3 separate regions of the Homo sapiens genome follow, and all the other regions are linked to region 3. Evidence: read pairs that join two places in POLR2A ChIA-PET (ENCODE). Cell type or tissue: HepG2. All regions are shown on one strand. Region 1 has its middle 28 kb from the start of BCAS1. Region 2 has its middle 51 kb from the start of CYP24A1. Region 3 has its middle 13 kb from the start of PFDN4.

Region 1 (8,000 bases), 96 kb before region 3:
AGCGTATCAGATAGGAAGTGATATTAACCCCACTTTTCAGACAGCAAAGCAGGGGTTCAATGAGGTTAACCCATTTATGCCTGAGGTTGCAATTTTTTAACTTTGAAAAATCAGACTTTGAGAAGCAGGATATAACTAACTCCCACATGCTTAGCGTTCCAATAATGGAACACTAGGCATAAATTTAATAAGCTCAGTTATACCATCTGAAAAGTGGGGTTAATATAACTTCCTCACTTCATATAACCTGCAGACATCATTGCCAGGATAGGAAGACAGGTCGCAGGGCAACTGAAGACCTGGTCACTTTTCCCCAGAGTTAGGGAGATGTAACTTGTGGAGAGCTGGATGCTTTTAGGCATTACACAAATGAATTCCATGTATTTATTTATTTATTTATTTTTGATTAAAAATTTTTTTTTAAAATTCTACTTTAAGTTCTAGGGTACATGTGCACAACGTGCAGGTTTGTTACATATGTATACACGTGCCATGTTGTTGTGCTGCACCCATTAACTCATCATTTACATTGGGTATATCTCCTAATTCTTTCCCTCCCCTCTCCCCCCACCCCACGACAGGCCCCGGTGTGTGATGAATTCCATGTATTTAAATGAATAAATCAAGCAACAAATGTATCAAGTAATGTCACACACTTCATTGGACAAATATTATTACTTTAGGGCAAGAACTAATAAAAACAAAATGAATAGGTTACAGAAAAAATATTGAGTAAATAATAATCCAGGTAGTACATGTCAGAAATCTTAATAGCTTATTCAAATGACTAGAACATATTTTTTAAATGGTGGAATAGAAAATGTGAAGGCCGGGCATGGTGGCTCACCCCTGTAATCCCAGCACTTTGGGAGGCCGAGGCAGGTGGATCACCTGATGTCAGAAGTTCAAGACCAGCCTGGCCAACATGGTGAAACCCCGTCTCTACTAAAAATACAGAAAATTAGCCACTCATGGTGATGGGCAGCTGTAATCCCAGCTACTCAGGAGGCTGAGGCAGGAGAATTGCTTGAACCCAGGAAGTGGAGGTTGCAGTGAGCCGAGATTGTGCCACTGCACTCCAACCCGGGCAACAAGAGTGAAACCCTGTCTTAAAAACAAAAAAAAGAAAGAAAGAAAATGTGAAGGACCCTTTATATTTTTTTAATGAGTGGACTCATTATTTCCAGAGTCATAGCCCCCAAATATTATCAGAACCTCTAATTGTCCAGGGGCAGGGGCACATTCCCAGTTCTCCTTTTGCCACAGGGCACAGCCCAATGCTGGAGCCCTGCAAACCCTTAGGAAACTTTGCTGAAAGTGTGCTGTGTCCAAAGGAGCCTAGGCGACTTTGCTGATCTGTCACCAACTTGCTGTGTGGCTTTGGGCAAGTCACTTCACCTCTCTGTGCCCCAGATTTTTTCTGTATAAAATAAATGTGTGAACAAGTTTGTATCTAAAGTATATTCCAATGCTATGTTTCTGGTTGGAATGAGCTAATTAATTAAAAAATTACTAAGTGGATATTACCTCTAGCTATTTTGGGGGGAAGTACCCTAGCCTGGGGATTTAGAGTGGGACTCTGGGTGCAGAATAACTGGTTTGAATCTTGTCTCCACCACTTTTTTCTTTCTTTTTCTTTTCTTTCTTTCTTTTTTTTTTTTTTGGAGATGGAGTCCCGCTGTGTCGCCTAGACTGGAGTGCAGTGGCGCGATCTTGGCTCACTGCAACCTCCGACTCCTGGGATCAAGCAATTCTCTTGCCTCAGCCTCCCGAGTAGCTAGGATTACAGCACCCACCACCATGCCCAGGTAATTTTTTTTGTATTTTTAGTAGACATGGGGTTTCACCATGTTGGCCAGGCTGGCCTCGAACTCCTGACCTCGTGATCTGCCCGCTTCGTCCTCCCAAAGTGCTGGGATTACAGGCATGAGCCACCACGCCTGGTCACCACCACTTCTCTCTGTGTGGCTTTAAGCAAGTTACTTAAATTCCCTGCACTTCAGTTTTCCGTAGAGTTCATGTACATCAGTTGTCAAAGGGCAGATGTCTGGCACATTGGAAATATTACCGAATGTTAGTTATCCGTGAATCGGGGGACTGATTTTATAACCACCCAAATCATATTTATTTCCTAGAGGAATGAAGATGAAAATAGTGGTGGTTAGTGTCTAGCATCGCACTATGTTTGCCAAGATTAATTTGCAATGAGCCGTTTTCAAACAGGATGTTCAGCCACTATATGTACTTCTTGAAGTAACCAGCAGGTGGTGAAGTTGGATTATATTTTAGATGGTCAGGGCCTGGTGTACCTCTTGCCTGGGGTTTTGTGAGAGAAAAAAAATAGCTTTCTTTTTTATCAGCACCCCAAACCATTAACATCTGGAATCAATAGAGGCTGTATCTGTCACTTAATGCTATAGAAATTGCAAGAAAAAAGTCCTGCTGGTTAGTATACCAGTTCTCAAAATGTCAGCATCATTTGTGTCACCTGGGGGTACTTGTCAGGAATGCAGTCTCTCTGGTCCCACCCCACAGGATGGAACTGGAAACTAAGGATGAGCCCAGTCATCTGTGTCTTCAAGAACTCTCCAGTGATTCTGGTGCACTTGTGTTATAGAACCGCTGTGCTAGAGGTCTTAGTATTTGCTGTGAATGTGAGTAGGTAAAGAGAGGGTATTTGGTGAGTGTCACTACCTCAGTGCAGGCCAGGGACCAGTGGTTCCACATCAATGTGGGGGAGTGTTAGAATGCATGGTCTCTGGCCACACCCCAAACAAGCTGGATTGAAAGTCGCATTTTCATCAGCTCCTGGAGATTCTCCTGGAGATTCTCCTGTATGATCTCTTTCTCTTTTTCTTTCCTTCTCTTCCTTTCTCATTCTCCTCTCTCTTCCCCTTTGCCATCTCCACTGCTCCCTTTCTCAGTGACAATTGGGCATACCCCTCGCAGTGCCGGCTGCTCAGGTGGGAAAGTGGAGAAGACTCTTCTATTTCCCAGCCTGAGAAAATTTGCTTACCTGTAATCCCAGCACTTTGGGAGGCTGAGGCGGGCAGATAATTTCAGCCCAGGAGTTTGAGATCAGGCTGGGCAACATGGCGTAACTTCGTCTCTACAAAAAGTACAGAAATTGACCCAGCATAGAGTCGTGCACCTGTAGTCCCAGCTATTGAGGAGGATGAGCTGGGAGGATCATTTGAGCCTGGAAGGCAGAGGTTGCAGTGAGTGGAGATCGTGCCACTGCACTCCAGCCTGGGACAGAGTGAGACCCTGTCTCAAAAAAAAAAAAAAAAAAAAAAGAAAGAAAGAAAACTTACTTGAAGCCTACTGGAGACAGACAGCTAAACATACAGTGTGGGACACCTGTGCTGCCACCTGAGTGCCAAGAGCAGGGAAGGACCCTTTGGGTTGGGAGCTTCGCACAGAGGGTGGCCTTGAGCAGCACCTAGAAATCCAGTTGAGATCTTCACTTTCTCCACATCCTCCTCTCCCCCTGTCGTCTGTTGTTCTTTTTCTACTTACCTGCCTTCTGGCTCTTTTCACCTGTGGATAATTTATTCCCACAACTCAGTCTCACCAGGATGACTTAAAGTCTAAAGTACACGTCAGTGGTTCTCAAAGTGCAGTCCCTTTCCAGCAACATCATCACTTTGGAACTTGTTAGAAAGACAGATTCTCAGGCTCACTCCAGACCTTGTTAAAGGAAACTTTAACAAGGCTTCCAGAAGATTCTAACACACATGACAGCTAGAGAACTGTGGCTTTAGATGGTGGCAGAAATTGTTCATTGCCTACTCAAGCCACGGGTTCAAATTCTTCTTGGTAACAGACCCAGATAGGGGTCCAAGTTTCAGGTGAGTAACAAACACTGTTCTCAGAAACAGTAAGCTCTTTCCCTTGCCCCAGGGGAATGAAATACGATTCGTCTACACTGCGATTCTACTTCGCAATGACATGTAGTGGCAAATTGGGGACCCAAGAAGCAACTGATGGCACAGTCTTAATAAGGTAATTTAACGGGCATTTCCTGAAAATAGGCTATTTATAGGAATGTGAATGTGTAGTAACGCAAGGAAGAGTGAAGTAACCACAGAAAACAGCCTGAGTTGCCTTCCCTGTGAGAAGGATCCCTTCAACTCTAGACCTAAGGGAGCAAGAAAGGAGAATTTAGGAGAGAGTCAAGTTGGGGAGTCCTTGACAGGAGCAATGACCTTATCTCAAAGTCCTCATCCAGCCTGAGGTCAAGCCAGGGGGGATGTCAGGGGACTCCTTCCCCTCTCCCCATCATTGTCTTCTCTCCCTGAGACCTTGAACTGGCACCCCCCATTGGCTGAGACCATCCGGGTATACAGGAACCCTAAAATCTTTACAGGTAGGCTTTACCAGTCTACATAGGGTATTAAAGAGCAGAATATGAGTTTGGGGAGCAAAAGGAAGACATCCTGTTCATTGGTCTAGGGGTGAGCAGGTGGCCCAATCTGGCCAATGAGACATATGGGAAAGTCTGCTGGACGCTTCTGGAAACATTTTCTTTCCTGACTGTCGTAGAAAGAAGGCTCTCCTTTCTACTTGCTTGGGATGCTTTTGAGAGGTTGCACTTCTTGGACTTTGAAGCCACCTTTGGCCACAAGGGGAATGCAAAGAGAACTACTGTCAAGAACCTGGATACCCACAGAGCTATTAAAAGGCCTTGGAACCCCCAGCTCCAGCCTTCTTGTTAAGCAAACAATGGATGTCTCTATAGTTTAAGCTTCTGAGGGTTGTGTGTTCTGTAATGGGAAAATCTGTGGAGTTATTGCTAGGAATGGTAATGGTGAAATCATTAAAACACAGACCCCAATTCAGAGTCAAATTCAGCTGTGTTGATGCCCTTGGATCTGATTAAAAGAGCTTCCTTCTTATTTGAGTAGGGGAAGTGGATTCTGGAAGACAATAGAATATGGACATGGAAAGGCATCCCTGAGTGCCTGAGGAGGGGGCTTCTGGGGGAAGAGCCTGGCAGTGATGCCTGGAGAGTCAGGGTCACACCCCTGGCCCAGGCAGAGGGCACTGCTCAAAACACCTTGTACCTCCCCAGGCAAGGTCCTTGTAACCCATGACCTCAGAGCATTGAGTACTTTAGCTCAGCTTCATCTGTGATAGAGAGGAGACAGCTCAGCCTGTCTCCTGTGAGGGGAAGATTTCTGTGTGTCTGAAGGAAAAGTTCTCTGCACTCGCCCAATGCACAGCACTTCACAGCTGCCCTCACCCCAGCATCGCAATCCTCTCAACTCCTGCCCTGTATCAGCCTCTCCCCTCCCCAAACAGACAGGCAGCCAGGAGTAAGGCCATGGTGGTTGACTCAAGCATCTCTCTTCCCAGGCTGAAGTTCCACAGGTCTTGCTCTACCAGCTACAGTCCTGTGACACTTAGCAATGGGGTATGTTCTGAGAAATGTGTTGTTAGGTGATGTCATCATTGTGGGAGCATCATAGAGTGTACACACACACCTTCATGGCATAGCCTACTACACATCTAGGCTAGATGGCTTGGTCTGTTGCTTCTAAGATACAAAATCTGTACAGCATGTTACTGTACCGAACACCTCAGGCAACCGTAACACAATGGTAAGTGTTTGTGTATCTAAACATAGAAAAGGTACAATACAAATATGGTGTAAAAGATTAAAAAAAAAAGATACACCTGTGTAGGGCACTGTATTAGTCCGTTTTCACACTGCTGATAAAGCCATACCCAAGACTGGGTAATTTACAGAAGAAAGAGGCTTAATGGACTTACAGTTCCACATGGCTGGGGAGGCCTCACAATCATGGCAAAAGGCAAGGAGGAGCAAGTCACATCTTACATGGATGGTGGCAGGCAAAGAGAGAGAGCTTATGCAGGGAAACTCCTGTTTTTAAAAACCATCAGATCTCGTGGGTCTTATCACTATCACGAGAACAGCATGGGAAAGACCCGCTCCCATGATTGAATTACCTCCCACCAGTTTCTTCCCACCACATGTGGGAATTGTGGGAGTTACAATTCAAGATGAGATTTGGATGGGGACACAGCCAAACCATATCAAGCCCTTATCACAAATAGAGACTGCAGGACTGGAAGTTGCTGTGGGTGAGTCAGTGAATGAAGAGTGAGTGAATGTGAAGGCCTAGGACAGGACTGTGCACAGGACTGTGGAATTTACAAACACTGTGCACTTAGGCTACACTAAATTTATAACAACATATTTTCTTCCTTCAATAATAAATTAACTGCTTACTGTAACATTTTTACTTTATAATTTTTTTAGTTTTTTAAACTTTTTGACTTTTTGTGATAACACTTAAAACACAAACACATTGTATAGCTGTATGAAATATATTTTCTTTACATATTTATTCTACAAGCTTTTTTCTATTAAATTTTTCTTTTTATACTTTTTAAGACATTTTGTTAAAAAACGAAGACACACACATTAGCCTAGGCCTACACAGGGTCAGGACCATCAATATCGCACTGTCTTCTACTTTCACATCTGTTCCCACTGGAAGTCTTCAGGGGCAATACTATGCGTGGAGCTGTCATCTCCCATGATAACAATGCCGTCCTCTGGATACCTCCTGAAGGATCTGCCTGAGGCTGTTTTCCAGTTTTTTTTTTTTTTTAAATTTATAGCTAGAAGGAGTGCACTCTAAAATAATGATAAAAATTATAGTATGGTAAACACAAGGCAATAAGAATATTTTGATTCCATTATAATCTTATGGGACTGCAGTCATAGATGTGGTCTGTCCTTGGAAATGGTATGTGGCACATGACTGTGCTTCGTCTGCCTCTATCCTCTCAATCCCAAGCGCCTATTTCTCTAATAGTCAGAGGCACTGACAGAAAGTCAACACACGCATTCTGACTGAGCTGCACAGTACTGACCCTGTTAGTGGCTCTGAAAGTCAAAAACGCTTTAGCCTTCCATCACTAATCTCATTCCTCTTTTGTTTGTTTGTTTGTTTCTTTATTTATTTATTTCCTGAGATGGAGTCTTGCTCTGTCCCCCAGGCTGGAGTGCAGTGGTGCAATCTCGGCTCACTGCAACCTCTGCCTCCTGGATTCAAGCGATTTTCATATCTCAGCCTCCCAGATAGCTGGGACTACAGGCATGCATCACCATGCCCAGCTAATTTTTATATTTTTAGTAGAAATGGGGTTTCACCATGTTGACCAGGCTGGTCTCGAACTCCTGACCTAAAGTGATCTTCTCACCTCGTTTTCCCAAAGTGCTTGGATTACAGGCATGAGCCACTGAACCTGGCATCATTCCTCTTTTAAAGCTTATTCAAACCAATTACTTTCATTGAACTTGCCAAGAATTAAATGGAGAGGAAGAGGTTTCATGTTAATCAGGACTCCTCTTTCCCAGCTTCTTGAGTCATTTTGCTTGAGAACAAATATGATCAAAGTGCAGAGTGAAGGAAAGGCATACGTAGAGGAAAGGGGGCTTTTGTATGCCAAGCCCTGTTCCCACACCTCATATCATTTAATCCCCAAACCATACCAATCACCCCATTGTACAGGGGAGATACTGAGGCTTACAGGACGTAGCCTAATCCCCTGCAGGAAAGAAGGTGTGGATCTGGAACTGAACGGGGTGGTCTGGGAAGACCACCTCGATGAGGTGACATTTGTCTGGAGGTCACGATGAACTGAGAAAACAAATGATATGAATATTTAGAGGAAGAATCTTCCAGGAGAAGGCAGTGAAGAGTGCAAAGATCTGAGAGTGAGCAGGCTTGGTAAGTTCCAGAAAGAGCAAGATGACTAGTGGAGTGGGGTGAGAAAAAAAAAATGCAGTGGGTGAGGTCAGCAGGGTGGAAGGGGTGGGGCAGATAAGGTAAGGTCTTGCTCGATTGTCCCCTGCAGTCACACATATGGGACTCACCCCATTCCCTCTGCTTGCTGGTCCCTGTCCACCCCACATGGTAGCATTTCCCATGCTGAGTCAAAGTGGTCTCTTCACATCTGTATTT
Region 2 (8,000 bases), 72 kb before region 3:
TTATATGTAATGACTGCATTGGCGTAAAGAAAAATACAGGTTGGATTCATTATGACGTATTCATTATCATTATTATATTTCTTTTTCCTTCTGATTTTAAAATAAATTGAAATAAAAACATTTTTGTGGTCCTGGGTCCTGACACTATTCCTAATGGAGAAGTCAGCCTTGGTGGCAGTGGGTGCTGTCAGGAACATGATGGATTGAAGAAAGTCAGGTGTGAAAATGATGGGAGTTTCAGCAGCCTGGGAAGCTGCGCCCCTGCTCTGGGGACAGCAGTTGTTCAGCTCCAGCCCACTGCTAAGAAGTGGAGGGAGGTCAGAGAATGAGGGCTTAGTATTGACAAACTGGCAAATGTTCCAATTTTAGAGAAGAAGCCAAGAATCCAAATACAAGTGTTCTTTTGAGTCAATTCAGTTTCTACAAACACTATTATGAAAGAAAGAAAGAAGAAAGAAAGAAAGAGAGAGAGGAGAGGAGAGGGAGAGAGAGGGAGGGAGGGAAGGAAGGAAAGAGGAAGGAAGGAAGGAAAGAAGGAAGGAAGGAAAAAAAGTAACAAAAAGGGAGGAAGGCAGGGAGAAGAAGGACAAAGCATCACATTTGGTAAAGGAAATGGGCTTTGGGGTCAGATATGCCTTGGCTGGTCTACTTGCTAGGCATGTACCTTGGGCAACAGATTTCGTTTCTCTAAATCTCATTTTATCATCTGTAAAATGGGAATAATACTAGAATGCACGTTTACCACCAGGATGTGGGTACTGAATGCGAATTAGATTTGCATCTCATTGTTAAAGTGCGGTGGCATTTCAAACCCAAACGGGAACTTGCAGATCAGATTCCAGTGCTTTCTGGAGCTAGAAAAATGGTATATATGGGCAAACGAGCCAGGTGGGGCCTGTGGCAGACTGGAGAGCTCAGACCCATCTCAAGGGGAAGCTGCTTGGCCAATTCTTGCCATCTGGGGATGTGGCCCATGTCAGACACATCTCCCATTTTAAACAGTAGTTAGGAATCTGGATTGTTTGTGAAATGTCTCATTTATGTTTTTAATCTTAGTAATAGATTCCAATTTTTGAAACTACAAACTGGGGCTGAATGATACATGCCTGTAAACTGGACAAGGCCCAGGTGGTCACCAGTTCATGGCCTGCTCTGAACAGAAGGCGAGTGTCTAGACAGTGTCTTCCTGTCTTATAGGTGCCCTGGTGGCATCTGTAGACATATCTGTAGTCCAACAGGGCTAAGTTCTTACAGATCAGGTTAGAATATTAATTTAGTGATATAGCTCATATAAGAAAATAAGAATTTTTTAATCAGTTGGGTCCTGGACATCGTGACTGGCAATGTCAGTCTGGAAACCGAAGATGTCACCAGGAAGAAAGGACAAAGATGTGTGAGGGATGGAGCAGGGAATAGACTGATTTTTTTTTTTTATGGAAAAGAATAAAAGAGGATGAAATAGAAGAACAAAAGATTCAGACATGCAAATCATAGTATTCTAGAGAAATTTCTAGGCCCAGAAATCATGAGGAAAATAATGTTAGTTTCTTTTTCCACCCTTTCCAATGAGATTTTTCATGAGGGTAGGAAAGTACTTCTCTTATAGAATTTTACAGCTGAATAGAACTAAAGAGACCTTTAGTTTTCAAGTTAAAACATTTTTTTTTAAAGTAAATAAAATAAGAACTGCAGTGAAGAAATGACTGGTCCATAGCCATGGCACATATGAAAATTCCAAATGTGTATGAGGTAAAGCTAGGGCTTTGCATGAGTGAGATAGACCAGGTGGGAGGTTCTACGGAATGGTGGAAACAGGCAAACAAGCCAAGGGTCTGGCCCGTCCAAGGGGGCTTTGTTACTCAGCTGTAGCCAGCTGTGCTAAGCAGAAAGTGGGCCCACCATAGACAGATCTAACTTTTTTTTTTTTTTTTTGGGATGGAGTCTCACTCTGATGCCCATGCTGGAGTACACTGGTGTGATCTTGGCTCACTGCACTCTCCATCTACCAGGTTCAAACAATTCTTCTGCCTCAGCCTCCCAAGTAGCTGAGAATACAGGTGCGCACCACCACGCCCAGCTAATTTTTGTATTTTTAGTAGAGACGGGGTTTCACCATGTTGGCCAGGCTGGTCTCAAACTCCGGACCTTAGGTGATCCACCCACCTGGGCCTCCCTAAGTGCTGGGATTACAGGCATGAGCCACTGCGCCCGACTGGCAACAGGTCTAACTTTTGAAGGCAAGAGAAAAATATCAACTTTGAGAATGCACTCCCTCAATTTTTAAAAGTTGTCAACAAATTCAAAAGTTTAAAACACATCATGCAAGCCAAAAAAGCCCATGTGAGGTCCACATTTGGCTGGGAACCTGCCAGTCTGTGACTTGCATTAAAGAATCTTCCAGCATCCCACACATTTTCTGACAAGGTAGTTCTCACCTCACTTCCTGTCAATGTTTACCTAAGTAAGGAATGCTTAGTGTGATCATTTTCTTAACTCTTTATCCTGAAGAAGGACCTTCAGTAAAGACAATATTTTAATATTTTACTTCGGTTTCCTATATTTTACTTTGGTTGCCTCCATTATTCACCAATTTGTGCTTGTTCAGCCAGAAATTCAGGAACCACAGGAAAGCTGTTGACTAAAGAAAACCTTAAACTTTCATCCCAGTTCTGTTCACTGTTTTTTATTAAAGAGTTTTCTTTTTATAGTAAACTAAAGAGAGGATGTTCAGAGTCCAGGTTCATGAGCTGCAGGGCTTTTTTTTTTTTTTTTTTTTTTTTTGCTCAGCAGAACCCCAAAAATAGAATTGCAAAAATACAATTTGGTAAATCTTTAATGCCCAAATACTACTCCTTCCCCTAACTAAGTCAGCCACTGGAACCATTTCTGCCTCTGCACATGACACTGACCAGGAGGCTAAGCCCATTATTTATGCACGGCTGATTTTATTTCTCAATTCATTTTGAGCATCTTTAATGCAAAACAACAAGAAAAACAGCAGCAAAACACCCAGCCTGATTATAAGCCTTTTCTCCTGACTTTTAATGCAAACTTGAAGAATGAGCCAGAGATGACTCATAAACTCATGAACTTCAGTTTCTGGTGAAGACCATCATTTAAGACAAAGTCAGTTCCCCAGACTGTGGGTTTCCCTATTTAGTGAACAAACATGTTTACTTTAAAATGCTAATCAAAAAAGTCCTTGAACAGACATTGTCTTCCCCAAAATTACTAAAATAGTTACCATGTTTCAAATTATTTAGAATAGGAAACTAAATTATAATAAAATAATTGAGGATAGAAATCTAACTGATTTTTCACCTATTAAAATTTGGGTCACAAATTATACACACACATATACACACACACGCACCTACACACACATGCATACACATCTCCAAAACACAAGATAGTAAGCACGGGAAAATTTGCCAAATGTCCTAGTGGATTGATCAACAAACAGCCCAGGTAATTCTGCATTTCTTCTTGGTCGAAGTCACTTTTTCTTCCCAACTTCTCACTCAGACTAGGTACAACTAAAATGTAGATAAGTAAGTCACTTTATCTGTGTTTTATTTAAGCAGTACGGTGGTTAGGTGCATGAATGCTACAGCCAGCATGCCTGGTTCGGATTCCTGGTTATGCCACTGTTATTGGTAGCTTAATGTGGAGTTGGTAAGACGGGGATGTGGAAATAGCAGTGTCAATTCGTAACTTGCTTAGGAGGATTAAATGAATGTATAGAACATTGCCTGGCCCTGTGTACAAATTCAAGACTTTGAGCTCAGTTAGTCTGGAGAGCTAGCAGATTCTTAACCTTTGAATCCCCAGCTAAAAACCCTGTCCTGACGAACGTTCATGCACATTTTGACGGCCTTTCAGAGATGCTCAGGCCTTCTCTGCCTCCCTTACTCCCCAGGCTAAGGTCCTCTACTCTAGAAAACACCTAAAGGAACCTGGGGATGTGAGTTACATATGAAAACCACTTTAGTCCTCCTAAGGACACCATACATATTTTCTGAGCCATGGCAAAATCAATAGGTAAACAGGTATTGTTAGAGGGAACTAGGCCTGGTTCCTTTTTCAATGGGGTTTGAAAGTTGTATTTTGTTTATTAGGAAGGAAAGAAGTGGACCTTTCCAGTGGGTGATTCATCATCTGGTTCCTTCAGGGGAAGAGAGGGAGTGACTAGAGAGGATTGATGTCCAGCCTGGGGCCTGCTTTGCTCAACAGGGACCTCATGAAGGCAGGCTTCTTCCTCCTGACATTTCCAGCACTCCTCACGGGCACTCTGGAGAGGGATCTCTGAATCATCGCTGTGTCTAGACACATCAAAGGGCAAGCTGCCTGTTTCTCAGGCTCACCAAACCCAGTCAGGAGCACTAACGTGGCAGGTCTCCCTCTGAATCACTCAGACCAGAGGGAGGGCGCTGAGAGGTGAGCAGGTTCACCCGGCTGTATTCGCTCTTGGGCGAGGGCAACATTCCTCCCTGGGGAATGCAAAGTCATGTTGCCTCTTGCCAAAGCCAGTCAGGTAAGGAGACACTGTTGATTTTGTCTCTGCTTCCTGGTGCCAGAGCAGACCAAGCAGGGCTTTGAAGATGTTGATTAGACGTAAGCCTTGACGAGGAATGTGACTGTCATTCAACAGTGTAGGCACTCAGTAAATACCCGGGGCATGAATTCAAGGGAACGCTACCTTGCAAAATGGGCCACTCACTTCAGACAAGTAATTGAAAGAAACATTTAAAAATTCCAAGAGCAGGAAAGATAAAATAATTGCTTTGGGTTGCTCTTCGGAAGCCTAATGCAACATACAGTTAAGTTTTAGACTTCCTGACTATTCTTCACAAATTTCTTTTCTTCAAACTCATGTTGTTCTTATATCTGAATGTTCTACTGCATACTCTAATAGATTTGATTTCAACCACATCCCACACAAAATCATATTTACACACACACACACACATACATATACACATATGTATATGTATGCAGTTGATTATGGACATAGTTTTCTGCTTTGCAGATACTTTATTAAACATCTATTATATGTGATATTGATATTTCCTTTTCACATGTTAGAAATATTTTGTTTTCCGGTCTCAACCATTTTTTTTTTTTGAAACGGAGTCTTGCTCTGTCACCCAGGCTGGAGTGCAGTGGCACGATCTCGGCTCACTGCAGCCTCTGTCTCCCGGGTTGAAGCGATTCTCCTGCCTCAGTCTCCCAAGTAGCTAGTATTACAGGTGCCCGCTTGGCTAATTTTTTTATTTTATTTTTATTAGAGATGGAGTTTCATCGTGTTGGCCAGGCTGGTTTTGAACTCCTGACCTCAAGTGATCCGCCCACCTCGGCCTCCCAAAGTGCTAGGATTACAGGCGTGAGCCACCCCGCCAGGCCAGGTCTTAACCATTTTTGTAGGCCCTGTGAAATTCTGATCCTGAATTAAATAGCCCTAAGATTGTAGAAATGAATAACCTTTAATGGAGTGTATGCTTTTTATGGCCTCATCAATAAATGAATTTATTCCTGACGTTCTTCTAAGGCTAATCACTCCAAAGGATTTCAGAGTTTATCTACTTGAGGTTATTTACTTGATACATTGAGGTGGTTCCATCCTGTAACTGGTTAAGTGGATAGTGTACTGTTTGGGGCTGTTGAAGGGAGGAATGTAGCTTTCATTTTCTAAGCACCGCAAGAGAAATGGAGAGGAGGTCCTGTGTGTGCCCTGAGATCCCGAAAGGGGAATTATGAACTGCGAGGAGCATGTGCTTCAAATCGTTTGCAAATTTGGGCCAATGAGATGCTCTTTAAAATGTCATCCTCAAAAGAGGGCATCCCATTCATGGGTCTCTGTATGAGCAGCCCTAAAAAGCAAAGAGCCAGCATGGTAGCTCCTGCCTGTAATCCCAGCACTTGACGAGGCTGAGGTGGGAGGATCGCTTGAGCCCAGGAGTTCAAGGCCAGCATGGGCAACATAGTGAGACCCCATCTCTACACAAAACTTAAAAATTAGCAGGGCATGGTGGAGTGCACCTGTAGTCCCAGCTACCTTAGGAGGCTGAGGCAGGAGGCTCCCTTGAGCCCAGGAGGTCGAGGCTGCAGTGAGCTGTGATTGTGCCGCTGCACTCCAGCCTGGGCAACACAGCAAGACCTTGTCTCAAAGAAAAAGAGCAGACTTTCATTTCTAATTGGAACAAAAGCCCCTCTAAAGGCGCTGACAGCTCCTTGTAGGACTCCTGGTTGGGTGATGTTGGAAGACCAGCATTCTCCTGAGGCAGGAACTGTGTCTGCTTTTCTGTCCATATTACACTCCCCACAATAAGCACAGTGCACGGCACATAGTAGGTGCTCAATAAATCCTTTTATTTACCACTTGTCTGGAGTAAAGCATTATAATGTAGTCATTACACGTGTGGCTTCGGAGCCTGACTGCTGGGGTCTGAGCCCCAGCTCTGCCACTTACCTACTGTGTATCTTTGGGTAGGTTACTTCTGCCTCTGTCTTGGTTTCCTCATCTGTAAAAGGGGGATAATGAAAGTACCTACTTCAGTGGATGATTACACTTCCTTCACATGCATTTACGAGTTTTCTGAACATATAATCCTGTTGAGATCCATGTGGACTTGATGATTCTAATTATTTGTCATGCATTACACTCTTCATGCTTTTGGAGTTAGAATGTATATATATATTTATAATAATTTTATTTTCTTCTTAATAAATAGTGCGGACATTTGGATCAAGGAAAAGGAGTGTGTGTGTGTGTGTGTGTGTGTGTATAATTTTTAAAAATTGCTGGTAAGATGTGTCAAGCTAAGATTTAACAATCTGTGATCTGCACATCTTTAGTTTGAGGAAACAAGTCACGTTTTATTTCATTTTAATTTTAATTTAATTTAATTTAATTTTATTATTATTATTTTTTTGAGATGGAGTTTTGCTGTTGTTGCCCAGGCTGGAGTGCAGTGGCACCATCTCGGCTCACCACAACCTCCGCCTCTTGGGTTCAAGCAATTATCCTGCCTCAGCCTCCCAAGTAGCTGGCATTACAGGCACGCGCTACCACACCTGACTGCTTTCGTATTTTTAGTAGAGACGGGGTTTCTCCATGTTGGTCAGGCTGTCTCGAACTCCCGACCTCAGGTGATTCGCCCACCTTGGCCTCCCAAAGTGTTGGGATTACAGGTGTGAGCCACCGCGCCTGACCCACATTTTATTTTTTAAAATGTGAAACCGTATCTTGGTCATGTCTTTAGCAGCATGGAATTTTGGAAAGATGATGACATTTGAGGAAAGGAGGTGAAGGAAGAGACTTGAGTTTAAACTGGCACCTTCTAATTTCTCTGCCCCCAAAAAGGTATTGATATATGTGTTTTAATTGTTGCCAATATGTGTCTGAAGGTTGAAGAACACTCAGAGAAAAAAATGAAAAAAACACATGTGTTTAAAGTGGTCCATAACTAAAAAAAAAAAAAAAAAAAAAAAGGTGGTCCATAACTGAAAGCAGCCTGGAAATGGTCATGGAGGTCATGGAGGTAGTGCTCTGGGGTGCATTTCACTAAGGGCTACATCATCCCTTGAGGTTTGCAAAGCTGGTAGCTAAGGAGGATGAGGTAATGCAGGGATGTTCATCTGGCACATTTCATCTCAAGAGCTGATCATCTTTAGGTCGGGAATGAATTCCTCACCCCATATAGAATATTACAGAGTTGGCTCAGGTGGACAGAGAGGAGAGGGCAAAGAAATTTTGATGTTCTCAAGGCCAGGAATGTTGCCCTTATATGGGTTTCCTTGGAGGAGTCGGCTGTGTGTGCAGCTTGTTCCTTACTTGAGGTGTATCAAGACGTTCACCACAATATTCAGTAATTAATTATCCCAATCCACATTTAGGAAACAGCAGAGGACACTGTGACATTATCTAACAATCTCTCAGGTCACTGCAGATGAAACTAGCTTTGGGACATAGGCCTCAAAGATTCCTGTGTGTAGCAGTA
Region 3 (8,000 bases):
CAGTGAGCTGAGACTGCGCCACTGCACTCCAGCTCCGGCAACAGTGCGAGACTCTGTCTCAGAAAAAAAAAAATAGACCAATTCTTTTTCTCTAATCAGGTAAAATGAACAAGGATATTTTATTTTAATTTTTTAAAGACAAAGTCTTGCTCTGTTGCCCAGGCTGCAGTGCAGTGGCATGATCATAGCTCACTGCAGCCTCGAACACCTGAGTTCAAGCAATTCTCCTGCCTCAGCCAACGGAGTAGCTGGGACTATAGGGGCGTGCCACCATGCTTGCTAATTTTAAAAATATATGTATTTTTGGTAGAGATGGTGTTTCCCTATGTTGCCGATGTTGGTCTTGAACTCTTGGCCTAAGCAATCCCTCCCACCTTGGCCTCCCAAAGCGCTGAGATTCCAGACGTGAGCCACCATGTTTGGCCCCAGGAAATTTATAACTAGGACAATAAATGAAGGCACAAGAGACCAATCCCAGTTGTTCTATCCTCTACTATTCTGTCAACCAACTTTCAAGAAACTAACATTCGTGACATTTATAAGATGGTGGCCTCTGCTGCATGCCAATCTTGTGAAGTACACACAGGGGCATGCCAGGTATAAGACAGTAATTACAGTCTCCAACACAGAACTTCCCGGAATGGAATCACGGCTCAAAGAATCCCACAAGGAAAGACAAGCAAGTGAGCGTGAAAAGCCAGATGTGAAAGGCAGCAGAAATGCTTCACGTGAAGTAAGTAACTTATGGAAGCTCTAGAAAAGCAGGAAGGGATTAAACATGCATTGATTACGATATGCTAAATGGGCTGGGCGTGGTGGCTCACGCCTGTAATCCCAGCACTTTGGGAGGCCAAGGCGGGCAGGTCACGAGGTCAGGAGATCGAGACCATCCTGGCTAACACAGTGAAACCCCATCTCTACTGAAAATACAAAAAATCAGCCTTTTACTCCTAAGCACTGATTTGGGATTTGAGAAAAATTTTACAAAAAATCAGACTTTTACTCCTAAGCACTGATTTGGGATTTGAGAAAAATCCAGCTCATCCGTCTGATCTGGCCTCTTGATCTCAGAAGCTAGGGGAGACCATTTTTGCTCCACACATAACTAAAGCCAATAGAGGAAGGTGGTTTGCAGAGGTAAAGAGGATTGAAGCAGTTGAGCAGACAGCACAGAGGAGAAATGAGGCAAAGGTCTGATGTCCTAATGGTTTCCATCTGCAATCTCTTCCAAAGGCACTTTCTGATCAAGTAGCAATTTGGACTTTTTTTAGTTGTAAGCAACAGAAACTGGCCCGGCTATCCTCATCCATAAAGATTGTATTGCATTCAAAGGCTTGCAAAAGTGTGGCTAGATGATCAAGCTTGGGGTGTGGGGAGGATTCCAAAACGGAAACCCACCACTGATGCATGGCCAGAACCCCCCACCAGAGGATCCTGCTGTGAAGAATTAAGAGCCGTGGATCCATCGACGCCAGGTCATCTACCCACCCTCTGGCTGCTGGCAGTGGGAAGAGCGAGTTGGTGCCCTTCCACTTCTGTAGTTGATACTGGGGTCCTGATTGCTACCGGGGTGCTCTGGTTATATATCACACTCCAGACTTGGTGGTGTGAAACAATAACAGTCTTTTATTATTATCATACCTCATCATGCTGGGAGATGACTCTCATCTCCTCACTGAGGTTTCCTGTGCAGTTGCAGAGAGTTGGTGACCGGGGCTAGATTCACCTTAAGTCTTCCTCACTCAAGTCTGGCAGTTGATACTGGCTGAGAGCTGGGGTCTCAGCAGGGACCATTGATTGGAACACTGCTGGGTGCCTGGACTTCCTTGCAGCACAAAAGGTGGGCACCAAGGGTTAATGCCCCCAGAGAGAACAAGGTAAAACTAGATTACCTCTTCTAGCCCAACCTTGGAAGTCATATGGCAACTTCTGCTTCTGCTGCACTTTTTTGGTTAGAGGGGACTCACCAGATAAGTCCATATTCAAAGGAAGGGAAGTAGGCTTTTGATGGGAGGATATCAAAGAATTTGCAGAAATGTTTTAAAAGTACAATTGCCTCAACACGAAGGAATCTACTTGATTTCCTAAAACTAGAATCCTGGTTGCTAAAGGTTCCATAAGACACCCCATATATTGCTTAGCAAATCACCATTCATTGTTTAAAGTAGTTCAAATTAGTTTCAATTTCTTGCAGGCAAAGACACCCAACGGAAGCATTGGATTCCAAGACATTGAATTCCTTGAAAGGAGAGATTTAAAAGTACCTAGAATACAACCTTCCATATGACATTTATTAAAATTGGACAACTATACTTTGAGAAAATGATTGATATGAATTACAGTGTGATTGACCTATGGTCTCAGATCCAAACCGTAAACCCTACACATTCCCACGGCTAATCGTTTTAGGAATAGACCAATCCCCAGATAGTAAGTGAAGACTCAATGGATTTTGGAAGTCAGTTTGGCACAAAGACCCTGGAACAGCTTCCGGGGCTAGAGGTGGAGTTTCCTGTTGCTGAGGTGGAAGATCACGAGACAATCAAGAAACATGCCTCTTCCATGGCTTGAGGTCAAGTCTAAGCTTGCTCAGTATCTGTTACTCTCTGATTGAACTTCCCTTTAATTCTCCCATCAGCCAAGCTTTGTCTCTGAGGTCTTATAGGAAGTTTTTGGCAAAGTGGCAGAGGTGGTGAAGGACATCATGAAAAACCTGGAGCCAATGAAGCAGAAAGACTTATTCTGGAATACATGGTGTGGCATCCTAGAAAACTCTAGATATGACAGGTAAAAACCTGTGGAGGGAAGAGCGCGTTAACATTCAACATTGAAGTAAGTTAACCTCAACGAATGGTTGTTTGGTTGACAAAAAATAGACCCAAACAGAGTGATATTCAGCCAGTATCATTCAAATACCTGTGGGTTATCTGAACAACATTCTTGCTTTCAATTTCTTAATGCTCAAATTGCTTAGACATTTTTTCTTTCCCAAACAGGTGGGTAAATCTAACTTTTTTGGTGTCTCTCTTGGACATCCCAGTTAATGCTGATAGTTAAATTTATACTAGACAATCCCATAGGAAGCTGCCCCTCAGAGATCCGCCTGCTTCCTGGAGACACTTCTGACATTCTTCAAAATTGCCAGATAACATTTGAATAGCTCTGCGTTAGAATAGCCAATAACCCCTGCATTAGAATAGCCAATGTAATCACTGATTCTTCAGCTGCACTCCAGAGCCTTAGGGAATAAGTTGCATGAAAAATTTTATGTGTATATAATATATAATTATATATATATCATCTACATATATTTATATAATATATAATTATTATTTTATCTACATATATTTATATAATATAAATATATAAACATTAGTTTATATAGTTATAGAGAACAGAGGGCATAGCATGGGTGAGTGCCCCCAGAGAGAATAAGGATGGAACAAATATATAATAAATATCTATATTTATATATATAAACAAATGGAACAAATATATATAAATATTATATGTGTATATGTATATATAATAAATATATATTTTAGATATTTATGTATACATTACATATATAAATATATATATACATATAGTGAATCAAACTCGCTATAGCGAGTGCTCATGCTGTGAAAGATATCTGGGAAAGAGACTGATGGAGGGAACCGTATACACCCCAGGCTAGACTCTAAGCTTTTTGAGTGTGGGTGTCATATCTGTTTTGTTTGCCAGTGTATGCCCAGAACCTAGCACAGTAAGTGACACCTAGATGACAGGACGGACTTTGCAGGCATGCAGCCCGTGTGGTCACACAGGGTCCTGCACTCAGAAGATCCCTGCACATGACTCAGTGCTCTACTGTTGCCATCCTGAAATTGTTAATAGTGTTTGAACAAGAGGCCTTGGGTTTTCGTTCTGCACTGGGCCTCACAGTCTGTGGTTGCTCCTGATGACATTCAATAACTATGTGTTGCATGAATGAGTCAGAGGCCAAGGCCAGGATTATGTTCCTACCCTACCCTTAAACTCTGGGTCAAGGTGAGAGTGTTCCTTTACCGGAATCGAAGGTTCGTCTCTCTTGCTCTCATTTGCTGTTTTCAGGCTGATTTTTCCAGCAATGAGTAACAGCAGGGGCCATCCGTTTACTTCAAGGGAAAACTCTCCTCCCCATGTGCAGCTGGTCTGACCCGGTTCTGCAGCAGGACAATTTGCCAAGACTTTGATGCAGAAAATTCCCTTAAGGGGACTTATTTGGTCGTAAGTATCGTGTGTGAAAGACATCAATATTTAAGTCCTGGTTGGGCTTCATCAGATTCAACCCTGTTCTTGTCCAGTTTTATCAAAATGTATAAAGTCTAATCTTAGGGAACAAATGTGCAGTGATGCTAATGAATTTTAATAGCATTGGACGTCTTTGATGCCTTGTCTTATGTCCTCCTGACCTATCTTGTTGCTCTGGCATTAAGTTGACAAACAGCTGTGGCCAGGTGAACCTGACCTCAGTAGTACCTCATGTCCTGGGGCTTTTCTACTGGCCACAGGCAGCACCTGCAGCCATCTAGCGCAAGACCAAACCTGAAAGTGCAGGAGAGGTAACACCTACCGGGGCAACCCTTGGCTGAATGGGGCTGGGTGGATAAATGCTGTCTCTGTAGTGAGGACAGTTCTGAGGGACAGGTGCTGGAGACCAGAGGGTTTGCAGGAGGAGCAAGCTCCAGCGGCCCACAGGGTCATCAGCCCAGTGGCAGCCCTTGGAACAGCTTCCTATCTTCACCTTTTTCACGTTTCCTCCAGCTTCCCCAGATCCCTTCCCACCATGAACTCCCTGCAGCAAGCCCTCGTCTCAGGCTCTGTCCAGACGTTAATGTAGCCGTGACGCATCAGTGAGCACTCTTTTGATTTTAAGTGACAGATAACTAAACCAAACTTTCCTAAGCAAATGAATTCAATGACTCAAGTCATTGAAAAGTTCAAGGGGACAGCTAGCTGAGCTCTCAGTGTGACTAGGGGAATGCTTTCTATCAGGCCCTGTTTTATCTCTCCCTGTTCCTCAGTTTCACTTCTGTGTTGGTTCCGTTTTTAAATGAGTTCGCTCCTGATATGGCAAGATACCAGCCACTATGCCAGAACTGCCATTTCTACAGCTTCACAGCAAATAGGAAGAGAGGGCTTCTGGCTCCCATTGGAATCAGAAGTTGAGGCTCTGATTGGCCTCAGTTTGGTTCTGTGCTTATTCCTGAACAGTCATGTGACCATGAGTTGCTGAATGGCTGACGGCTGTTCTCAGGCTCCACCACTAAGGTGGTATGACAGTCCACCCAGATCACATGGACTGATAGGGAGGAAGGGGAGGGTCCTCACATTGAAATCAGGGCTATTGCCAGAAGAGCACGAAATGGGTGTCGGGAGGCAAGCACCACATGTTCAGGAGAACTAATTCTTCTTGGGCAGCCAATCAAATGTGGAGTCTGATAAATACAATTTTGCTTCCCATTCCCCATCAGCAAAGAGATTATTACAAAATAAAGTCTGTAATGATGAGTTACAGTTGGATATAAACCTATTAAAATAATGCATTATATAGATTAATTCCCTATGTATGCATTATTCAAGTGCTTTTAATACAGTTCCCCCCCTTTGGGGAGTGGGATCTTAAAATAAAAAGGAGAAAAGTTTTCATTGCTATGTTGTCCTATATATCTTGTCAAATTATGCAAAAAATACATGTAGACTTGTTTCACAAACATAACTAGATAGCATAATTACTTGGGTGGTACTAAAATTTGTTTGAACAAAGTTAGTTCTAAAGGAAGTGAGGCAGGATTCTTTTTGAGAAGTATAATATTTAATTTTTATGGGTATGGGAAAATACAGTGTAGATGAGAATAACTACGATTTGTATCCTTATTTTATCAGATAACAGTTATATAAGGTATAGAAACTTAGAGGCATTACCCAATTGTCCTGAGCCTCCTTTCACCACCTACAAAATGAAAATTATACCTATAGTTTGAACTGAATTAATTTGCAAAATTAATTTAAGAACCCAAAGTATATATTAAATGCTTAAGAGAAATACAGCCTCTTTTTAAGGCCATTGACAATTTAGGGACTGCCCCTCCTCCTCATGTCTTCGCAGACAGCTTTTCCGGAGCTTAGCAAGTGGTAGCTCGCAAAGTACTGAAATCTTCTCCTAGGATCCATGTCCTACACTGCTACAAGAATCACTGATTACATTGGCAATTCAACATTTATTAGGTCAAATGGAATCCATCGTAGCCAGGACCTCAGCTCTCCTTCAGTATGCTCAGATAACACCTGACCGAATATGGGAAGAGGCTCATTGTGTAAACACAAACGTGGAAGTGCCTTTTATTAAAACAAGATTTTACCTGTAGAAAGATTTGAGCATTCAATTTGCCTCGAGGTAGCATCTTTACCTGGAAATGAAATCTCATTCTGTTATTGGAGCCAATGTGTTTATGTCACCATTGGATGCAGGAACAACTTAAAAAATAATAGTATACATATGTTATGATTAACTCTAAACTTTTGTTTACTTTAAGGATAAGCTAAAAAAACTCACTATTGTCAAAAATAGCTTCTGTAATTTGTTCTTTTCACAAGAAGTAAAATTCTTGTGTTATTTTTTATTCTCTGTACCTTGCGAATAACTCATAACTTAGGAGTTCCCAAGTTATGTTCATTCCTCCATTGCAATCTCTGTCCCACCCTTCCCTTTCTTTCCATTTCCGTTGCAATGTAATGTAAGGTTAAGAGCATGGAATGCAAGAGGTGCCAGTTTCAACTCTAGCTCTACTGTTTCTAGCTCTGTGTCCTCGAGCACATTATGTCCCGTACTCTTGCCTCAGTTATACCATCTGTGTGTAATAATGATAATACTACCTCCTTTATAGGGTTGGTTAACTAATGGTCTGTTTTATAAAGGTCTAAAAACATTGTATACGTTGAAGGGCTTTTAAAAATGCTGTACTTTTAGCCAGGTAAAAATTCGGTTAAGAATTCAAACTAGCAAAAGATGATTCTACTTTGGCCCAAAGGCAGTGGTTTCCTGGGTTTGTGTCATCTTGCTTTGCAGCGTGTAGACAATTCTTCAGGAGTTGCAGAGAGAAAAATAACATGCCAGATTTTGGGGTCACAGTGCCATCTGCTGAAGAAAGGAGTGTTGCTCGAACAATGAGTCCACATGATCACAATTTGCGTAAGTACTAGGCCTAGCCAAAAAACAAAACAAAACAAAACAAAAAGAATGCAATAAGTTATGGACTCTTGTACATTGTAGTGGAGTGAATTCCTCAACAGCTTACGCTGTATTATATATTACTGTATTAATCTCTAAATACATTATCACTTATTTATTCATGCATTGATTTATTCATTAGTTAACATTTGTTAAGCACCTACTTTCCTGTTGGTGCCGCAACAACAGAGATGAAGAAAACAGGCATGATCTGTTTCCTTTGGTGCTCTCAGTTTAACAGGGACACAGAATTCAAAAGGGAATATACCAGGGAGGCGTAGAAAGCTGCTTTAGGGGGCAGCGGATGCTGCTCTTGTCTGGGAGATGGGTGCGTTTGAGGAAAGCTTGTGTCTTAGTCAGTCTATGCTGCTACAACTAAAGTCCTGAGTCTAGGTAATTTATAAACAATAGAGATTTATTCCTGACAGTTCTGGAGGCTGGAAAATCCAAGATCAAGGCACCTGTAGGTTTAATGGCTGGTGAGAGGTCCAGTCTCTCCTTCTAAGATGCCAACTTGTTGCTGTGTCCTCTGCAGGGCAGAATGCTATGTCCTTACATGGTAGAAGAACAGAAGAGAATGAACCTTGATATGGTTTGGCTGTGTCCTCACCCAAAATCTCATCTTGAATTGTAATCCCCATAATCTCCATGTGTCAAGGGAAAGACCAGGTGGAGATAATTGAATCAAGGGGGCGGTTTCGCCTACTCTGTTTTCGTGATAGTGAGTGAGTTCTCACGAGGTCTG

What was found. ChIA-PET counts read pairs that join two places held together with the same protein. Peaks named below come from ENCODE experiments on the same cell type or tissue, not always from the same donor. Only the 100,000 strongest peaks of a DNase experiment are listed, where the experiment ranks them.
Region 1: POLR2A ChIA-PET joins it to region 3 with 14 read pairs; 8 of 35 experiments call an interaction of 5 or more read pairs at or near these places.
Region 2: POLR2A ChIA-PET joins it to region 3 with 45 read pairs; 5 of 35 experiments call an interaction of 5 or more read pairs at or near these places.

The regions. Positions count from the first base shown.
Region 1 is chr20:54,094,650-54,102,649 of GRCh38, forward strand. No RefSeq gene overlaps it. Among named protein-coding and RNA genes, the nearest start is that of BCAS1, 28 kb to the left of the region's middle. In HepG2, a CTCF peak has its summit at 2,269 (motif pointing right); DNase peaks (open chromatin) are centred at 2,282 and 4,715.
Region 2 is chr20:54,119,384-54,127,383 of GRCh38, forward strand. No RefSeq gene overlaps it. Among named protein-coding and RNA genes, the nearest start is that of CYP24A1, 51 kb to the right of the region's middle. RefSeq lists an enhancer at 4,171-4,976. In HepG2, a CTCF peak has its summit at 7,924; DNase peaks (open chromatin) are centred at 3,758 and 4,478; H3K4me3 peaks cover 2,076 bases.
Region 3 is chr20:54,191,025-54,199,024 of GRCh38, forward strand. No RefSeq gene overlaps it. Among named protein-coding and RNA genes, the nearest start is that of PFDN4, 13 kb to the right of the region's middle. In HepG2, CTCF peaks have their summits at 3,802, 4,733 and 7,154 (motif pointing left); DNase peaks (open chromatin) are centred at 3,917, 4,687, 5,257 and 7,157.